2 separate regions of the Homo sapiens genome follow, and region 1 is linked to region 2. A link is a loop called in an ENCODE intact Hi-C map of the cell type or tissue named here. Cell type or tissue: A673. All regions are shown on one strand. Links, peaks and the distances in the headings refer to the core of each region. The heading gives the core; the rest is flanking DNA. Region 1 has its middle 520 kb from the start of MIR1973. Region 2 has its middle 6.5 kb from the start of NDST4.

Region 1 (5,401 bases), core at 309-5,308, 660 kb before region 2:
CTTATATCTCTCTTAACATTGTGCTAATTACAGAACTCTTATATACTCAATCCTCTATCAATGTCCTCTCCAATTGCATACCTTAACTGAACTGTGGCCCACTTCCCTGAAATTTTCTTTCCCTACAGCATTCTTAAGGTGAAGATGGTTATTTTACAGTATCTCACATACATCAGGGTCATGTGGTCGTGTCTTCTTTCTTCTCAATGAAAATATCAGATCAATCCTGCTCTGTCTTCTTAAAACTAACACTACTCCCTTGAGACAGATACAATTCTGGTTGTATGACTATATTTCCATACCCTTCTTATCTATTCATTTCTTTAAAACCTCACTTCAGTGAAAAGTTTGGAATTTGACCTAATCTTGCTTTTCAATCGCATGACCTACTATTATCTAGAATGACTCAAATAGCAGCAAAGACAATCTACACAGTATCAAATCCACTTCATTTCCTTTCTTTCTGAACTCCAAAAATCTTCCCAAGTAGAACTCCCTACAAACTCACTTATTCATGTCCTGAATTTGGATATAGGGTTTCCCACTCTCAAACTTAATATTTTATCCTTTTTGGTTTCTTACTCAGATAGAAAACAACTGTTGTGACTTCAACAATATCTCAATACAGTTCAGGCATCTACCTTGTGCATTCTAATCATCCCTTCCTCTCCTCACTCTCCTTGTAAAGCTCAGTTACAAGTTCCACGTTTTAAACACCTTCCCTTACTAACATCTGTTATGCCTTGAATTCAGTAGTTTATAAATCATTTGCATAAGGATCATATGTAAAATTGCAGAACTGAATGAAAATAGAAAAATAGATTTGAGATAGGCAGGCTATCTTGTTTTCTCTTTTAATGTGGTTTGGAGAAAAAGAACAAAAGCCTCTACTTAAGCTGTGGCTGACCTAACTTCCAGCCAATCACCAACAAAAGACTCAAGAAGCCACTAACCACAAGTTCCTCCTTTCAGGGGGCTGCGGACTTCCTCAGGGACCCTTTTATGTGCAGTTAGATTCATATTTCAAATTATAATTAGGCCTTCCTCATTTTAATGCTAAAAATTATGCCACAAGATGAAGATTTAAAACGCTAATGATACACGCAATGTATGTAGAAGCAAACTGAGCCACTGCGTAAATGCTAGAAAAAGCCTTCCTATACATGCCCTGACATCATCCGTCCCCATAGGAGAGCCCCGTAAAATTGAATCCCGCACAGCTTTCAGGAAGCAGCCCCAATTGTTCCCTTTTTTTTGTGCTGGCTCCCTTGTGCACAAGTTAAATAAACTTTCTTCTCGTTGCTACGTCTCGCAATCTCTCTTATTTATATCCTGGAAGATTACAAGAACCTAGGGCACTGGCAAAAAGTTGAAACTATCTTGAGTTACCTCCTGCAGTTATCTCAATCAACATGGCTTACAAGTAGAGCTAGATGCTCTAATAGTTAATATGCAAAATTTTATACCTGAATCTGTCCAGGTTTAAAAAACTCTGAACAAGTTTGTGAAAATTTTGATTTGTACATTTTATAGAATACACAGCATACACAAATGCAGTCTCTGAAAACAGGTAAATCAAGAAAAAAGATAGATAAGTTCATAAAAGTAATTAATAGGTTATGATCACTCCACTCCTCTGTCTTTCCACCATGGTCCCAGAGAAGTTTTTTTTTTTTTTTTTTTTTCCTCACAAAAAAATGGTATTCTTCTTCAGGGAAAACATGTTTGCAAACTATTGACTGAACTTTATTGCACTGCTTTATTATTAAGCCTGTTGTTGTTTTAATACTAAGGGAGAGAGTTGGTCTCATAACATTACTCAACTTGAAAGGAAGTGCTAATCACAGCAACCAACTAGTACAGCTTCACAGAAGGCTTAAAATTTTAGTAAGTGCTTTTACTCAACAACAATGTACACCAGAGAAAAGAAAGTCCTTAGTGGTCCTTCTATGCAAAACCCATATCTGAAGTAGGAACTTATTTTAGAGTTACTCAGAAGAGATTTGAGCTTAATAAATATTGTCACAACTGATTTATTCTACTTAGCTAATTCATGTCACTAAATTATTGATATAGAAAAGTCTTACTAATGAGTAAAAACATTATCTCTGAATTATTGTGTATTTTAACCCCAAATGTTATCACTATCTCAAAATATAACTGAAATATAAGTTTCAGTTTCCTTGTACTATTTCAGTTTCCTATTTATTAATGAGCTGCAGGACATTTTTAAATTTGAGAATGCTTAGCTTGCGATAATATGAAAAATATGACATATAATATGCAAATCCAGACAAACATGCACAAAATGTGCTCGATAATTTCATTCAAAAGAAACTAGAGATAAAATATAATAGCTTATTTCTCAAAAGAACAATTAGAGAATAAATACAGATTAAAATCCACACACTAACATCCCAGGGACTAAAACTATAGATGGCAGTGTAGTTCTGCCAAGAGCGTGGGTGTTTACATTACGTTGAAATTCATTTCCTGTTGATGGATTTAAGAAAATTATTATATCAGTTAATAAAACTTCTGTTAAATAGGGTCAAAAAAGAATGATTTATGCATAATACTCAGCATACCCAGAGTATTATTTAGAATCTCTTTTCACATCAATGAATTCAAAGAAATTTTATGTGTCATTATTAATTTATTTACCATTGTGCTTCTCATCAATTTATCCTGGTTAACATAATGCCCTAAAGGGAAATATAATAGGATATATATTTCATGCAGTTAGGAATACCATATAGTGTAAAAACTATGTTTAAAATATAACAGAGTACACTGGGTATGATGGTGCGTGAGTGTAATCCCAGCTCTTGGGAAGGCTGAAGCAGTAGGCTCCCTGGAGCCCAATATTTCAAGACCAGCCTGGGACAGAGTGAGACCCCATCTCTAAAATATTATATATATAAAAATTGTATATATACATAATTATAATTAAGTAGGAAACATTAAATTAGATATATCTTTATTTTTAAATAGTATCTTTATTTTATAAATATATAAATAATACACATACATATAAATACATATGTACACACACATACATAAAGACACATAAACTCATTTAAAAATATAGGTGATATGTCTAATTTAATAATAATTTAAAAATATCTTAAATATTTTAAGACTTCTGAGGAATAATTATTATAAAAGAGTGAATTTTACCTCCAAATATCTAAAGTAGAAAGTTCTTTACGTTAAAGAAAAGTATTGAAGTTTTTGTTTTGCTTCATCTCTCTCTTTCTGTCATTATTGTCCTAATATACAGAAACCAATGTGAAAGTAAAATAAAATAACAAATTTGTTACTCAATATGATTGATTTTGTTTTATGAATAGCCTGAAGTAAACACTATTATGAAGAAATTGGCCTTGGACGTTATAATTTCAATGAAGTAAACATTCCTGATTTACATTCTCTTAATATGAAAACGACAATCCATAGGAAAAAAATAAGATATATCTTCAGCCTTGTAAGCTTTGTTTTTAAAGTGACAGTGTACCAAGATTTTCTGTCACTAAATAATTCAGACACTTTTGTGTGTCTGAATTGAGAAACCTATTTCTTGGCTTAATATTCATATTTACATTATTAACCAATGCTTAGCCCTGAAAAAAAAAACAGATAGGCATTTCCAAATAATCTAGTTGAAAGCTTTATCTCATTGGTACTCTCAGTCCACTCAAAAGTATAACATAAAATGTAAAATTACAGAGTTGTAAGAATCAGAAGCAAGTACTCACCTGGACTACCCTAAGATTTTCATTTCTCTATGTCCATCCAAAAGAGCATAGCTCTTAAAAAATAATGCAACTGCAAAATATGATTTAAAATATCTCCAAATATGCCCAGTTGCCTTTGACAAAGCTTTAAAAATTGTTTTGTACATAGAATATCAGAGCAACACATGCTGAAAGACATGGTTCTTCATGCATCACATAAAACAAAAACTTTAAACTCTATCTGAGATCAATTTACTTGAGGATAGTACAAATCATTAGAAGCATAGATGGTCGAGAATGAATTCCAAAGATTCCAATAGATATAATCATATCAGCTGTGGAAAACTGAAGTAAAAGTTGAACCGATAAGCCTGAATATTGTTCTATGAGTTTTGAAAATGCAAGTGATATGGAGGATAAACTGGAAAAGATGAAAATGATGGCCAGGGGCTCATTTTGTCATAAGGATAGTTTTGGCAATCTTGATTGCCAAAATAAGAAAATAGGAAGTGAGTAGATAGGGTGGTTTACACAGGAGTGTGTGGCAGAATAATTGAATGGGCTAAAGACAAGCAGAAAGGAAAACGTAAAAATGACAGTTAATATATAACTCTTCATACTTATAGGGTTCTTATAATATTTTGATACATGCATACAATGTTAATAATCAAAACAGGGTAATTAGAATATCCATTGCCTCAAACATTTATTATTTCTTTGTGTTCTCATTCTAAATCTTCTAGCTATCTTTAAAATCTACTATAATTGCTGTTAACTATTGTCACCCTACTGTGCTATGGAACACTAGAATTTATTCTTTCCATCTAACTGTATATTTTTTACACACTAACCCACCTCTCTCTATCTTCCCCTTTCTCATATCCTTTTCAACATCTGGTAACTATCATTCTACTCTCCGACGCCTTGAAAGAAACTTTTTAAGCTCCCTCATATGAGTTAGTACATGTAATATTTGTTTTTCTGTGCCTGAATTATTTCACTTAACATAATGTCCTCCAGGCTCATCCATGTTGATGCAAAGAACAGAATTTTGTTTTTTTATAGCTAAATAATATTGCAGTGTGTATATATACAACATTTTTGTACCTATCTGTTGAAGGATACTTACGTTGATTCCATATTTTGGCTACTATGAATAGTGCTGCAACGAACATAAGAATGCAGATATTTCTTTGACAAAGTTATTTTATTTCTTTTGCATTTATTCCCAACAGTAGAATTTCTGGATCATATGACATTTTAATTTAAGTTTGTTGAGGAGTACTCCAAACTATTTTCCAAAAAGACTTAAATGTAAGTCCTTAAACTATGAAACTACTGGAAGAAAACTTTGAGGAAACACTTCAAGACATTGGTCTGCACAAACATTCTTTGTGGTAAGACCTCAAAAGCCCAAGCCACAAAAGCAAACATAGACAAATAGGATTAGATTAAACCAAAAACCTTCTGCACAGTGAAGGAAACAATAAAGAGAGTAAAAAGCAACCTACAGAATGGGAGAAAATATTTGCAGATTACATATCTAACAAGGTACTAATAACCAGAATATATAAAAAACTCAACACAAAAGAATAATCTAAAACCATGGGCAAATGATCTGAATAAAAAATTCTCAAAAAATATATGGACAAATGGCCAAGAGG
Region 2 (5,401 bases), core at 279-5,278:
ATTAGTTATTCTGGTGTTGTCTACATGAAGAGAGGCCAGTGCTATTATTGTATACCTCAAAGCTCCATTTAATTCCATGTTTGTATGACAACCTGGTCTGCCTCTTTGCCTCTATATTCCCAAAGAATAGCATTCTCTATTGACAGTCACTTTGTGAAATAATAATGGTGTTCTGCTTAGATTATTAAAATAGCTAAATGAAAAATTAGGGAAAAGTTCCAATTATTATACCATGGAAATGACTTGATCTTTTTTTATATTCAGTACTGTATAAATACATAATGAATCTAGATTCATTTTTTAAAATTCAGTTCATGACTCTTTATATGCATTTACATTAGTAGATTTAGGTCAGCATTTCAAAATGTTTATAGAATGGAATGGAATGGAACAAAAAAGAAAATCAAATGCACTGCACACAGTCAACTAAGAAGTAAGAATTGTTTTCTGAAATTCTTGTTTAGTGTCTCTGTGTTGTGGGTCACAAAAATTTCACAACCAGTGATCTAGATTGTGATATCTTAGCACCGGTCTGAGAAATTCTCTGATCCACCTCTTTCTTCAAACCAGAAAAAGAAATTGTATAATTTAAATAAAAATGAACAGAAAATAAAATCTCACAAGTTTCCCTCATTTTAATTCTCCCCTTAGCATATGCCAATGACTATGAACTATGATTCCCTGTGCTGCCTAGTATTTCTAAAGCCTAATTAAATCTTTCCTTCTCTACTATTCTTTAGAACAGATCTTGGTATAGATAAGCATTTGTATAAAACATATTCATGGAGAAGATATCAGAATTTCAATGCTACCAAATTATTGGTAACTTGCCATATAGAAAGGTTAAAAGCATAACTCTTGTTTTATCTATATATTACCAAGTGGATTATAAAGCACAGGGTTTTGAATGGCCACCTGAAAGGCCACTCTGCTTACAGAGTAATGAAAAGGGGCATTCTCCAGGGACGTTCATTCAGACGACTGTTTGGTATAGTGGAAAGACCACAGGGCTAAGGATTAGTGAGTCCTGTTGCTGATCCCAGGTTTGCTACTTGTGTCTCAGTGTTCTAACCTATACAATGCAGATATAATACCACAATAACTAATAATAGGATCATTGTGACCCTCAAATCAAATAATCTATGAGAACATCTTTTGAAAACTCTGAAGATTTTAAAAATGAGTTGAAGATTACATAATGTTAGTATTGAATGTATTATGAAAGCAAGTAAATTGGAACAAACCTCTACTATCAACTGTGACTCAGAGTATCAGGTTCAACAAATAGCCTTTTTCCCTTAATCATCCTAACAGTGGTCATGAAGGGTCAGGCCAAATAGTGCTTTATGCTGGAGGAATAACTCCTTTCAAAGTAATCTGGAAATTTGAGATAGGGATTTCAAGAAACCAGATTGTTCTAAATGTACCTCTTGTTTAACTGCAAACACACACAAGAATTGCTTGATTACCATAGTTACTTTGGCAGATTAAAGAATATTAATTATTTAGACTTGAGAAGTTGTACTTGACAAGTAATTAACGTTATTTTAAAGATTCACATAATTTAATTTGAACTAAACAGTTTACTCTAGTTTGATTTAATATTCAGGTACAAATTGGATGTCCTAAATAAAAGGACTAGATTTATATTTCTTATGACTAAATCTGGCTTATAGTCGTATTAATTTTCATTTATTTACATTAGCCTTAAAATAATTTTTATAGGATATAATCATAATGATCTTGTATAGGACATCTCATAACGAGGGAACTGAGGAGACTCATCTCTCTGAAGGTAGAATTGCATCTGTGGCATAGCAGACAGGTAGAATGTTATAGTATGCTTCATAATTCCATGTATTCCATATCACTATGTGTATTAAAATCTGTAGATAATTGAATGTTTAAGATAATAGTATGTTTTAATGATACTACAGAATGCACAATGTCTTTTCTTTCAGTATATGCTAAATGCAAATTAGCAGTTATTACAAAGGTCATTCAAGAGCAAATGTTTCAAGTTCTAATATACTTAACATCTTTGAGAGGAAGGGTTTTACAGTGAAGCAATCTATTTTTGAGTTACAAGAGGGGAAGGTAAAGGAGTATATTTAAATAAGGAAGGTAGATGAGTGCAAGATGATTTTATAATAGAAATAAATTTGAGAGATATAGCTAAGTATAATTTTGCATTCTCCATGGCCCAGCCCTATTCTATGGTTAGATCCTTAGAGTTATATTTGAATCATTGATAAGACTTCGATTTTACAAAATTTGCCGCACTTTATATGTTACCTGTAGTTTACCTTTACTTTCCAGGCACTGAAGAAGGCACTACCTTATTAATATTTCAAATAAACTAAATGGTATTGTGTATATATATGTACATGTGTGTATTATAGATGTAAGTTATATAGGAGAATTCAATCTGCTATCTGAGATCTGAGATGCAGTGATTAAATCAAATTAAAGGTGAAACTGGAGGCTATTCACTCAAGTAATCTACCAGTAAGTGATACCAAATTAATTTTCTTTGCCTTTGATGAGACTCTGTGTTATGTTTTTGTGTGCATCAGTTTATATATTAGAGTTTGAGGGGAAGTGGAGCTCCAAATTTATGGTAACAGCAGTTTTCTTTAAAGCATATCAACAGAGATGAATTGGCAGAGTCTTCATTCACCATCTTTTATACAATATTGCCCTCTATGGGAATATTGTAAAATATTGAATATTTTAGCAGGGTGATAAGTATATTCTTTCATACACTCCTGTGTTCATCACATGATTTTTCTTTCCTCTTAATTTAATTACTTTGCTCTTTCCCACCCTCTAACAGGTATAAACAGCTGAGCTGACAAAAAAATTCATCATTGTTTTATTATATAGTAGGTTTAGAGTATCAGAATTCATTTTACTTTATTTATTTTACATTATATTTAATTATTTGTTTGGTTTTCTTTTGTAAAATATCTCTGTTTTCGGAGTACTATATTTTCATTTACTTCATATCATCTCATTTATGATAATTCCTTTTCAGAAAAGGGAAACACCAATTAAAGTTCTAAAATAAAATTATACTTAATATGGAAGACAAACAAATCATTTTACATAAAGGAATATTTAGAATTTACAGTGCCATTCTTCTGATTCTATAAATGCAAACCAAATTACAGTAATGTATAAAATATTTTCAATTCTTTAAAATATATGACAATATTTTTACTAAAATATTTTTATTCATGAATAATATTAGGAAGATTAAATGACATGGATTCTAAAAAGGAAAACTAATCTGGGTCTTCTTATCCATGGGGAAAATTGCTTTATAATGTATCTTTGCATCTTCCTTTTGAAATGAATTGTTGCTTCTATTTGTGACATACAGAACTGGTGCAACAGTTTCATTGAAAATATATTTGTAGGGGAAATGTTAATTTCTGGTTCCCTATTTTCTAGCTTTGGGTTGCCATCATTCGTTCATTCATTCATAAATTTATTTTTTTAAATGTCAGTAACTATGCCATGGCACTGCTCCAAGTATTAAGGATATAAGCCTCAAACAAACAAACAAAAACAAAAGAGATTATCTCTGTCCTCAAAGAATAAAGACTTCATTGCTAGCATTATGTGTGTGCCTACAAATCAGGCAACAATAGCAATATAATGCTGTGTACCCCATTGCTAGCTGGTTACAGAGGGCAACACTGGGTTTACAGGTCTTGGAATACAGCATGACTTAGAATTCACAAGTATTGCTTCTCAAGCTTAAGGAAACTTTCAGCCATTGTTGACTTGCTTTAGAACATCTCATGTTCTTATACCACTTCCTCACAACTTACCATCTCAACATGGTCCCCCAACACACACACACACACACACACACACGGCTTAAACCAAATAGGAGAAAGAGTGACAGCATCCAGTGAATTACCCCAGAGTGACGATAATTTACAGTGAGGCACTGAAGCTAACAGGACAGAAACTGATTTGCTAAGGCTTAGTAAAAAATTAAGATTTCCCATGCTGATCAGAGCATTAGCCAAATAGTTCATAAATGAGATGTCTTTCCCTGAAGGACTGGAGCAGGCGGAAAACAAATGATATTGGGATATTTAAAATACAAAAAATTTGGTAACAGATGAAAGAAAATATCCTATATGACAAAAAGAATTTTATCAAACTTATCACTGTGATGCTATGATTCTGGTCTGCAAGTAGCTTTCTCACTTTGAACATTTAGGACTTCAAATTAGAGAATGTAAAATGACTTGTAAGGCGTAAGTCAAAAGGAAATCACCATCAAACCCTAATAAAATTTGGCAAATGAAAATTCCAAAGAAAAGAGAAACAAAGAAAGAAACAAACTGAAACTACCTATCCTAGATAAAACTTATACAACCCCTATAAGGTATTTAAAGATCCTACTCTGATGAGACACTCCCGCTGGAGTTGGGGCCCAATTAATGCGCTTTATGAACTCTCCTCACCTTTGTGTACCCTCTAAAAGAGAAACTAACTGAAAATTCTCATAGCAAAGATCAGACCATGGAAAAATCATAAATTTAATTTTTACTGTCCTCCCCCACCTCACCCTGGGTCTCTCACTTGAGTGCTAACATTTTAGTGACAACAAAATTTCTTATGATGCAATGGTGTTTTGGCCAACAACTGCTATTTATTAAAAATCATGTTCCTTTAAGTAGTTGTCTGCCAAACTGGAATTGGACTGTTTAGTCTGTTTGTTCCCTCACTTGGCCTTTCAAGTTTTGCATCTTCAAAGGATTTATTTGAAGCATTAACATGCTGATTTCTCTCTTGCTACAACAATGCACTAGAGTGATACTGGCAAAAAGATTCTTTCTTCCAACCTGCTCTTCCTATTTTTTTCCCTTTTTCTAATAACTTGCTAACAAGAGATCCAGATGTGTAATAAGATAACATCTAAGTCTGTGACTGGGGTGTTTGTTATCCACGTAATGCTATTTGGCACTTACGATTTTTTTATCATGTATTATGATACCATTGAAGCAAAAGTGACTTTATGCAACTTCTTTCTCACATAAGTTCTTATCCTAACAATTGCTAGCAGAAGATTTTTTTCTCTTAATAAAAAGTTTTTGTATTAGTCACTCACAGCCCAATTAGAGGCTTCCCCTGCTCCCTGAAGGCATAAACTTTGAACGTAGAAGTTTCTTTTATTCATGCTTTTTCTTTTAAAAAAGAGTTATAGCCTTTCGTGTTGGTACAACAGGATAGTTGCTCATGTTAAAAAATAAAATTAAAAGAAAAGGATATAGACAGAAAGTGGTAGTGTGGTAATAGAATCTTGTATTTATAAGTTTTAGTAGTGAAGACTGTAAATTAAACTAAACGCATTCAATCAAAATTGTGAGAACTATAA

What was found. Hi-C counts contacts between places; a loop is a spot of excess contacts. Peaks named below come from ENCODE experiments on the same cell type or tissue, not always from the same donor. Only the 100,000 strongest peaks of a DNase experiment are listed, where the experiment ranks them.
Region 1: it touches region 2 in a loop (4-fold over the local background); 1 of 110 quality-filtered maps calls a loop at or near these places.

Annotation. Positions count from the first base shown.
Region 1 is chr4:115,777,516-115,782,916 of GRCh38, reverse strand. No RefSeq gene overlaps it. Among named protein-coding and RNA genes, the nearest start is that of MIR1973, 520 kb to the left of the region's middle. In A673, for the core only: a CTCF peak has its summit at 2,432; DNase peaks (open chromatin) are centred at 1,226 and 2,466; H3K27ac peaks cover 2,062 bases.
Region 2 is chr4:115,117,445-115,122,845 of GRCh38, reverse strand. No RefSeq gene overlaps it. Among named protein-coding and RNA genes, the nearest start is that of NDST4, 6.5 kb to the right of the region's middle. In A673, for the core only: a CTCF peak has its summit at 2,709; DNase peaks (open chromatin) are centred at 2,685, 3,865 and 5,065; H3K4me3 peaks cover 1,611 bases; H3K27ac peaks cover 3,005 bases.